Regions from separate parts of the Homo sapiens genome. Here region 2 is linked to region 1. Evidence: chromatin contacts called from ENCODE Hi-C or POLR2A ChIA-PET data. All regions are on one chromosome and are shown on one strand. The core of a region is the stretch at or near the end of the contact, and the rest is flanking DNA. Distances in the headings are between cores, read along the strand shown.

Region 1 (4,048 bases), core at 861-3,360:
CCTTCACAGACTAGAGAGCAGCCCTCAAACAATGACTGCTGGGGCATCAATACCCCACCTCCTCTGCCATTGGGTGGGACAAAGCTATAGTCAGTTCCCCAGAGTTTCCTGCAGTTTCCCTGCAGGGTTGAGTTCCGTTTGCCTCCTGTGTAGGATATTCTGTTAGGGAGCCAACCCAATAGGCTGCCCTTTATGGGCCACCTTCCCTTTCCTGTATCACTTCTCCTCTTCCCTACTGGAATTTCCTGCACCTTCCAAATGTGAGTGTGACTTTCATTCAAATCCTTGATTCAAGGTCTGTTTCTGGGAAAACTCAAGCTAAGACATCTACCTTTCCAGTAAGGCTTTCCTTGTACCCCCAAGCCTCTAGCCCACTCCCTGTCCCTTCCCTGTCTCTTCCCTGCTTTATTTTTCTCCATGGCAAGCATAGATGTGCCTGCCCCACATTTCATTTGCTTGTCTTGCTTCCTGTCCATCTTCCCCTGACTACAAGGTAAGTTCTATGAGGGTAGACTCAGGCCATTGCCTGTTGTGTTCATTGCTGTTCTTGCTGGTGGTTGGAACAGTGCTTGGCACATAGCAGGCTCTGATAATGATTTGTTGGTTGAATTAATAAATCTGGAGCTGTAGAATGTTAGAATAGTGTAACTTCTCAGTAATTCCAGATTTTTGAAAAGCCCCTAGATGTCCATACTTCAAAAGCTACCCTAGTCCCCCTGGGTTGTACAGCCTTTTGCATCCCATTAGATTTGCTTTTCTGGAGTCTGGGCACAGAATAGCCTTCCTGTTCAAGGCCTGTGTCTCCCAGACCAGCACAAGGCTGTTTCACACCAGTGATCTTACGTGATTTCTAGAAGCCCTGTGGGTGCTTGGCTATGCCACACAAGGGAAAGCACTTAATTAAGACTTACATTCCTGCATCCTCCCAGGCTGTTTATGTGGGCCAGGGTGGTGTGGCTGCAGCTGCCATGCCCCAGAGCCTGCAGTGACCCCTTGTTCTCCGCCTGGCCTGACCAGCATAGTTTGGGAGTGGCACCTTTGGGCCAGACCCTCTAAGAAGTGGGAGAGAGTGACTGTGTCCCATCTCTGTTTCTCTGGCAGGGGAAGATCTTGGGAATATGTGGGAATGTGGGAAGTGGAAAGAGCTCCCTCCTTGCAGCTCTCCTAGGACAGGTAAGCTGTGTGATGAGTGCTGTGAAGATGGAACATTAACATGACAATGAAATGGCTCCCTTCCGGTCAGGCGTGGACCCAGCAGATGGCCTCGGCTGCACTGGACACTGTGCATGTGGTTCACAATAATTTTTGGGAGGTTAATGCACGCAGCAGCTCCAGGCCCCTGGGCCAGATGAGGCTGAGTTTTTCACAAACTCTTGAGTTTGCCAATGAGGAGGTCTATTGAATGGCATTGCCTCCTTGCCTAAAGCTCCATCTTGGTCAAAGGAGAGATGGGTCCTTAAACCCATGGTTATCCCCATGAGTTGGGCTGCCCTGATTTAGAAATGCCAGCAAGGCAGCTTGGTGTGGAAGGACTTTGGAGTCTGGAGCTCATGGTGACTATAGATGTATTTTATGCCTGAACTAAAGCAGCTCATGCCCCCACCTTCTCTGCAAACCTTGGGGTAGGAAGAGGGAGGGGACTTGGGTCATTGTCCCTTCCCTGCTCCTTCTAGTTGGGTGACCCCAGGGAAAATGGCTAAGCCATTTGTAGTTTTCACAAACCTCTATGTTGCCACGGTTTCTAAGTCACATCCCACATGAATGAGAAGCTTTGTGGAAAAAAAATGCTAAGTCCTCTTTCTCCCCACTCTGCTGTTGCTAAAGAGAAGTTTGTGCAGCTGGGATTGCCTCTTTCAGGAAGAGGTCGGGGTACTTCTGAAGAAGTGGGGACTCCAGAATAGGGTGGTGGGGGGATGTGTCTTATGAGTTTTAATATGAGTGACTTCTTTTGGCCTCAGTTGACTCATCTATAGAAAGAATGACAACTCCTTCCCTGCCTGGAGGTGGAGGTGGGGGCTGAATTGGATGAGTTCCTGAGGTCACCCACGCTCTGAGAGTGTGTGCCTCCATGATGAGTCAGCGTGAGCCATAGAGGTGACTCAGCTCAATTCCCCACATAATGATGTGAATACTCTTAATAGCATCCTACTGCATAAGAGATGGCCCAACTGCTCGGATAGCTCCAGTGATGGGAAGCTCATCATGTCACAGCCAGTTCCTTCTTTGGAGAGTTTTGATGTATATTGGAGTGAAATTTGCCTCCTTTTAATTTCTGTCCTTTGGAAATTTTGAGATAACATTAAGTCTATCTCCCATGAGACAGTGGTGGGATCAGGCCCCTGGCTGTGGTCACTGGGGAAGCAGGGGGGCACTCTGGACAGCCTGGGTTCCCCAGCTGTTTCTGCCACATGCTCACTATTTAGCCTTGGGCAGGTAACTTAACCTCTCTGAGCCTCATGAAACCACTTGGTTTCCTTGTCTGTAAAATGGGACTAAGGAGAGTTGTGGTGAGGTTTGAATGAGATCATGTAAGCAATAGTTGGCTATAGGATAATTTGCAAGGCCAGTCATGGTGAAAAACATTGAACATACATTTAATTCAGTTCACGGAATATACCCTACACATTAAAAATACTACAATTATTATTGTTATTATCATGGTCTCTTCTCCAAATTGAATTCTCTGTCCATTGCACAACTCCTGAGGTGAAGTGGCATCACATCCTTCGGCCGCCTTGGTGACTCTCCTTCTTTGCCCCTGGACCCACTGCCACTGCCCCGTGAGCATCAGCCCTGAGCACTGTGGCCTGCCCCACATGTACCCTCTGTTGATAACTTTGAACGTTGCATCCCCGCTGTCTACCATTGTCTATTGGATGCCCACGATGAGGGGTCATCTTAAATGAACATATGTACTCAGGGTCACAAACTGGAGCCCATGCATAGTTTTAATTGATTGCTGAATGCTTTAAAAGTCCAAAGATGTCATATAAAACTGGATCTTTGACTCCTCTGGACAAATTAGAAAATCCTGCTCCATCAGGCCTGCATCCTTGCATGGCACCAAAGATGCAACTGAGTCAAGGCTGCTTCCTGAAGATGGGGTGTGCCAAGGCCAACACCCACAGCCGTGCAGGTGGTGCCCTGCTCCCAGGGCCTGGCTGAGCAGGGTTGGATCCAGCCAGTGCACCTGGAGGAAGGGGAGCCTCTTGTGAAGAGTCTGTTCAGAGAACATCCTGTTGTAGTTGGGCCCAGGTGCCATGTGCACTGGGAGCAGCCCTGCAGTCCAAGCTCTCCCATTTGTAGCAGAGCTTACCACTGCCTCTTTTCAAGCATTCCCTGCCTGGCCCTGTGCAGGTGTTTGACTCTGAGATTCTGCATCTGCATGGTTGGGCTTTCTGGTGCATGGACAAGATGTCCTGTCAACGCTTTTGTGCCTTCATAACCAATGCTTGTGGAATATGTGGGTGCCAGGGTGCAATGGGCATTTGAGGAAAAGTTCTCAAGGCTTGGCTCCTGAAGCTTCTCCCGTCTTGTTGTTCCAGATGCAGCTGCAGAAAGGGGTGGTGGCAGTCAATGGAACTTTGGCCTACGTTTCACAGCAGGCATGGATCTTTCATGGAAATGTGAGAGAAAACATACTCTTTGGAGAAAAGTATGATCACCAAAGGTAATATTAACTTTTAAAGCAGGAGGCACATTTGTGTTTGGTACACACTCTCCTACAGATGCTGATGCTGTTGGTAATGACTGCTAAGTGGGTTCTGAGTTTAATGAATTCTGATTAAACATTCATCAGATCCACACAGACACTGGTTTTCCTCTTCCTGAGCCAAGCGTTCAGGAGAGGCGACTTCTGCAGACCTGCGACTGCACACTGGGAAGAGGATAGAATCGGCACTTCATTCCCAGGGCAGAGGAGCATATGTTCCGAGGTTCTCTGCAACAGGGCATATGTGGTCTGACTAGAGAAAAGTGAATCCAGCAATTTTGCTTTAGGCTGAGTACCCAAAACTGCTCAGAATCATGAGCAAGTATGTAATGAATC
Region 2 (3,754 bases), core at 1,250-3,749, 410 kb after region 1:
GGAAACAAGAAAGGAAGGACTGAATAAGACAGAAGGAGAAGTGCATTTCAGACAAGGGGACCCCCCAAAGTGTGTTTGTTTTGAAGGCTGTGAATAGCTGGGACTGACTCATAGAGGCAGAAAATAGGGAGCCAGTGAAGGTTTATGAGTGAGGTGATTATAGATATTCAATTCTGCTGCAGTGGATAGAAGGTTTTCCTGACAGAACCCTGACTCAGTTGTCAATGAGAGCTGTTCTAGTAGGCAGCTCCCTCATGTAGGGAACAGATAGTGAGACTCGAGTCCTACAAATGGATGGGCAGAGGTCGTAGTACTTACTGGTGGGATAGATCCCCTTAGCAACAGGAAGTCACCTGCTCATCCTGTCAGTGGAAGAACCCAGGAACAAAGGAACCCGCAAGGATATTTGGGGTATGGGAGAAAAAGGGAAGGGGCACATTCATTCCCGACAGTATCGATGTGAGCAGTCCCACCGTTTGATCACGCGTTCCTTAAAGGATTCTAAACTCGCCAGGATAGCATCATTCTTTTCTAATGCAGCAAGAAAAATATCAGGACAACCCAGTCTAGGTCACTGTTCTTTTTAGTGGGGCCCGGGGAGGATGGGGACTGGGAGGTGGACTCTAAGGTGAAAGTAAAAGGTGCCATCCCCTATAGAAGATGTGCTCCTCCAGGTGCAGGTCTGAGTTGTTAGGGACTAAACCTCTGGATTCAAAAGAACCATCCCGCATGAGTACAACCCTGGAAATGCCAGGGCCTGCATGCAGTCTCTGCCGCACACCTCCCCGACCCCTCTGTGGTGCCCCTCAGGGGTTTCACTCCATGTGGGTCCTCACCAGGATCAGGGCAGGGCACAGCTTGGGAAGAAGCCCCTGTCTCTCCTCCTAATCATGGCATACAAAATGCATGGTTTCAACCAAATCCAGGTTTTTCTTTAGAAACCATGGATCTTAAAAGGTGTTGAGTCCTGGACAGGAAGAGATGTTTACAAGCCCTTCTGTGTTTGTCAATCAAAGGTGCCATGCCCATGGGAAGCAATGACCCGAGAGACGACTCCCCCAACCAAATCTCTGGAATTCTAAGGACAGCCATCCTGAACTGGGCTCAGGAGCTCCATTAAGGATGCGGAGGGAAGATGCAATGGAGCAGAGGCAGAGGCAACAGAAATAGAAGAAAGTTTCCATTCTTAGAACAGGGGGGCTGTCAGGCAGGGCACGGTGGCTCACGCCTGTAATCCCAGCACTTTGGGAGGCTGAGGTGGGCGGATCACCTGAGCTCAGGTGTTTGGGACCAGCCTGACCAACATGGTGACCCCGTCTCTACTAAAAATACAAAAATTACCCTGGCATGGTGGCGCACGCCTGTAGTCCCAGCTACTTGGGAGGCTGAGGCACGAGAATCACTTGAACCCAGGAGGCAGAGGTGGCAGTGAGCTGAGATCACACCACTGCACTCCAGCCTGGGAGACAGAGCAAGACTCTGTCTCGAAAAAAAGAAAAAAAAAAATGAAGAACGGGCAGACTGACTCTCCCTCCACTGAGGACACCACTTTAGACTTGCTTTTTCTTAGCCATTGTTGTTGTCGACTAAAGACAAAAATTAAGCTTTTAAAGAATTAAAGTTAGTTTTATTCAGAAGTCTTAATGAGGACAATAGGCTGAGACCTAGGGCCCAGAGCAGATGGGTCAGATTGCTCCAAACCAGTTTCAGCCACAGCTTATATGCAAGTGGCGGCGGTTGAGTATGTGCAAAATCACGTCAAAGTTTGGATGTGAGAGTACATCTGGTTCTAGATGACTACCCTTTCAGACGTTATCTTATGTGCAGGCAAAGGCAAAGGTTCAGGTTATTTATCTTTTCAAGGATGTAGTGACTCAGGGAGGATGTGGGTGGCCGCGGGCTCTGTCCTGCCTTGTCCTCAAGGCATTGTTCCAGAGGACTGCATTTCATCACAGTGAGGGGTTCAAGCAGAAATGAGCAAACATGGCTTTTTATGTTTGCTATCTTGTCTCACAATTGTCATTTAAAAAAAGAATACAGAAGTTAAAAAATAAACCAAAAGGAGCTGGTCTAAAAGGTAAGGCAGATTAGTGCAGGGAGTTCAGAGCCCAGATCTGGAATCCTGCAGACCTTGGCTCTAACCCCCGCCCTGCCACTGGCCTGGCACGGGCCTGTTTAACTTCTTAGCTACTCAGCTTTGTCATTTCTCAAACAGAAGCAGCAACAGTCTCTTCCTCACAGAAACGGTGTCAGGGCTAAATGAAATCAATCACAAAAAGCGTTTAGCAAAGATGGAGCCAAAACTCCTGACGGACACTGGGCCAGGTGTCCCAGGGAGTGGGTGGCCGGGCCCCGGGCAGGGTCTGACAGACACTGGGGTTAGTGTCCTGAGCAGTGGGTGGCCAGGCTCCGGGCAGGGTCTCATGTACTCTGGGGCTGGTGTCCCAGGCAGTGGGTGGCCAGGCTATGGGCAGGGTCTGACGGACACTGGGGTGGGTGTCCAGGCAGTTGGCGGCTGGGCTCAGGGCAGGGTCTGACGGACACTGGGGTGGGTGTCCCGGGCAATCGGTGGCCGAGCTCTGGGCAGGGTCCCATGGGATGCATCTGGCTCCCTGGCTTTTCAATTTCTTCCTGGGGCTGCAGCCATCCATTCCTCTGAACTGAAAGCTGAGTCCTAAACCACATTATCTCTTTGTCTCATTTGTGGGTTTCGATGACAGACAGTGAGACAGGCAAGTGAGCAGTCCCCACTCCCTGTTGGGGAACTTTCTCCTGGTTTGAGCCAGATATCAAGTGGGTGGTTACTGAGAAACGAAGCCACTGGGTCCTGGGAGTGGGAGCAGAAAGGAGATGTCAGATTCCGAAGACAGAAGACAACAATAGGACTTGGCAATTGATAAAGAAGGATATTAAGTATTAGTGCAGGTTCTGGGATAATGGGGAGGCCATAGAGAAGAGACCTTAAGTCCAGAATGGAGAATATCTGTATTGGGAGGAAATAGCAAGTTCTACAAAATTTGGATAAGGGGTTTGATGAAAGATAGTAGGACAGATAAGTGCAAGTTTCTGGTGGTTAAATAGCAATACAGGATCCATATCTATTCTTATCTATGTACATGTGTCTATACATCAAGATGTGTGTGTGTAGGAGTTAGCATAGAAGTGAAATTTAAGACAAGGGAATGAGAAGCTCTTCGAAAGACAGACACAAGGGAGTGAAACACTTAAAGGAAAGGGGATGCAGTTACAGAAATGGAAGATGAACTGATAAAAAGGTAGAGGTGGAGGGGAGCATTGCAAAAATCCAGCCCAATTCACTCACTTAAAGGATAAGGAGACTGCGGTTCAAAGAGCATCAGTGATTTGCCGAACAGTCGACCATGTCCAGAAAAAGGGAGATATGGGGCCTGAACCCATATTCTCAGACTCTCAGAGAATTCTCAGACTCTGTCCTTTCCCACTGGAGACCTGGACATGGCTACTTGCAAGTGAAAGTTAATTAATGTTGATCACCAGGATGAAATTGGTGATCATGAAGGTCTAAATTGGCATAAAATAAACTTATGGGTCAAGAAATTGTGAATAGTAAAAATGTGAATACACCTTTTCCTTTCACATAGGTCAATAAACAAACACACACACATAAAAGCAACACAAGAAAGAATTTTTTTTTTTTTTTAGACTCGGTCTGTCGCCCAGGCTGGAGTTCAGTGGCGCAATCTCGGCTCACTGCAAGCTCCGCCTCCCAGGTTCA

What was found. A loop is a pair of places that touch in the nucleus more often than their neighbours do. ChIA-PET counts read pairs that join two places held with the same protein, here RNA polymerase II (POLR2A). Pooled maps may share reads with other maps.
Region 2: a pooled map shows a loop between it and region 1 (11-fold over the local background). The contact joins two enhancer-like sites. A Hi-C loop is called at or near these places in 4 of 50 pooled maps. POLR2A ChIA-PET finds 5 or more read pairs at or near these places in 2 of 52 experiments (BJ and H1).

The regions. Positions count from the first base shown.
Region 1 is chr16:48,121,338-48,125,385 of GRCh38, reverse strand. ABCC12 (ATP binding cassette subfamily C member 12) reads left to right here. Exons shown (of 31, transcript NM_001393797.1): 12 at 1,102-1,173; 13 at 3,546-3,670. Among named protein-coding and RNA genes, the nearest start is that of ABCC12, 33 kb to the left of the region's middle. RefSeq lists enhancers at 1,880-1,999, 1,206-2,405. Within about 2 kb of position 2,110, at least 4 of the 41 ENCODE cell types and tissues checked have a DNase peak (open chromatin) inside an H3K27ac peak, as active enhancers do.
Region 2 is chr16:47,711,449-47,715,202 of GRCh38, reverse strand. No RefSeq gene overlaps it. Among named protein-coding and RNA genes, the nearest start is that of LINC02133, 150 kb to the left of the region's middle. Within about 2 kb of position 2,499, at least 3 of the 41 ENCODE cell types and tissues checked have a DNase peak (open chromatin) inside an H3K27ac peak, as active enhancers do.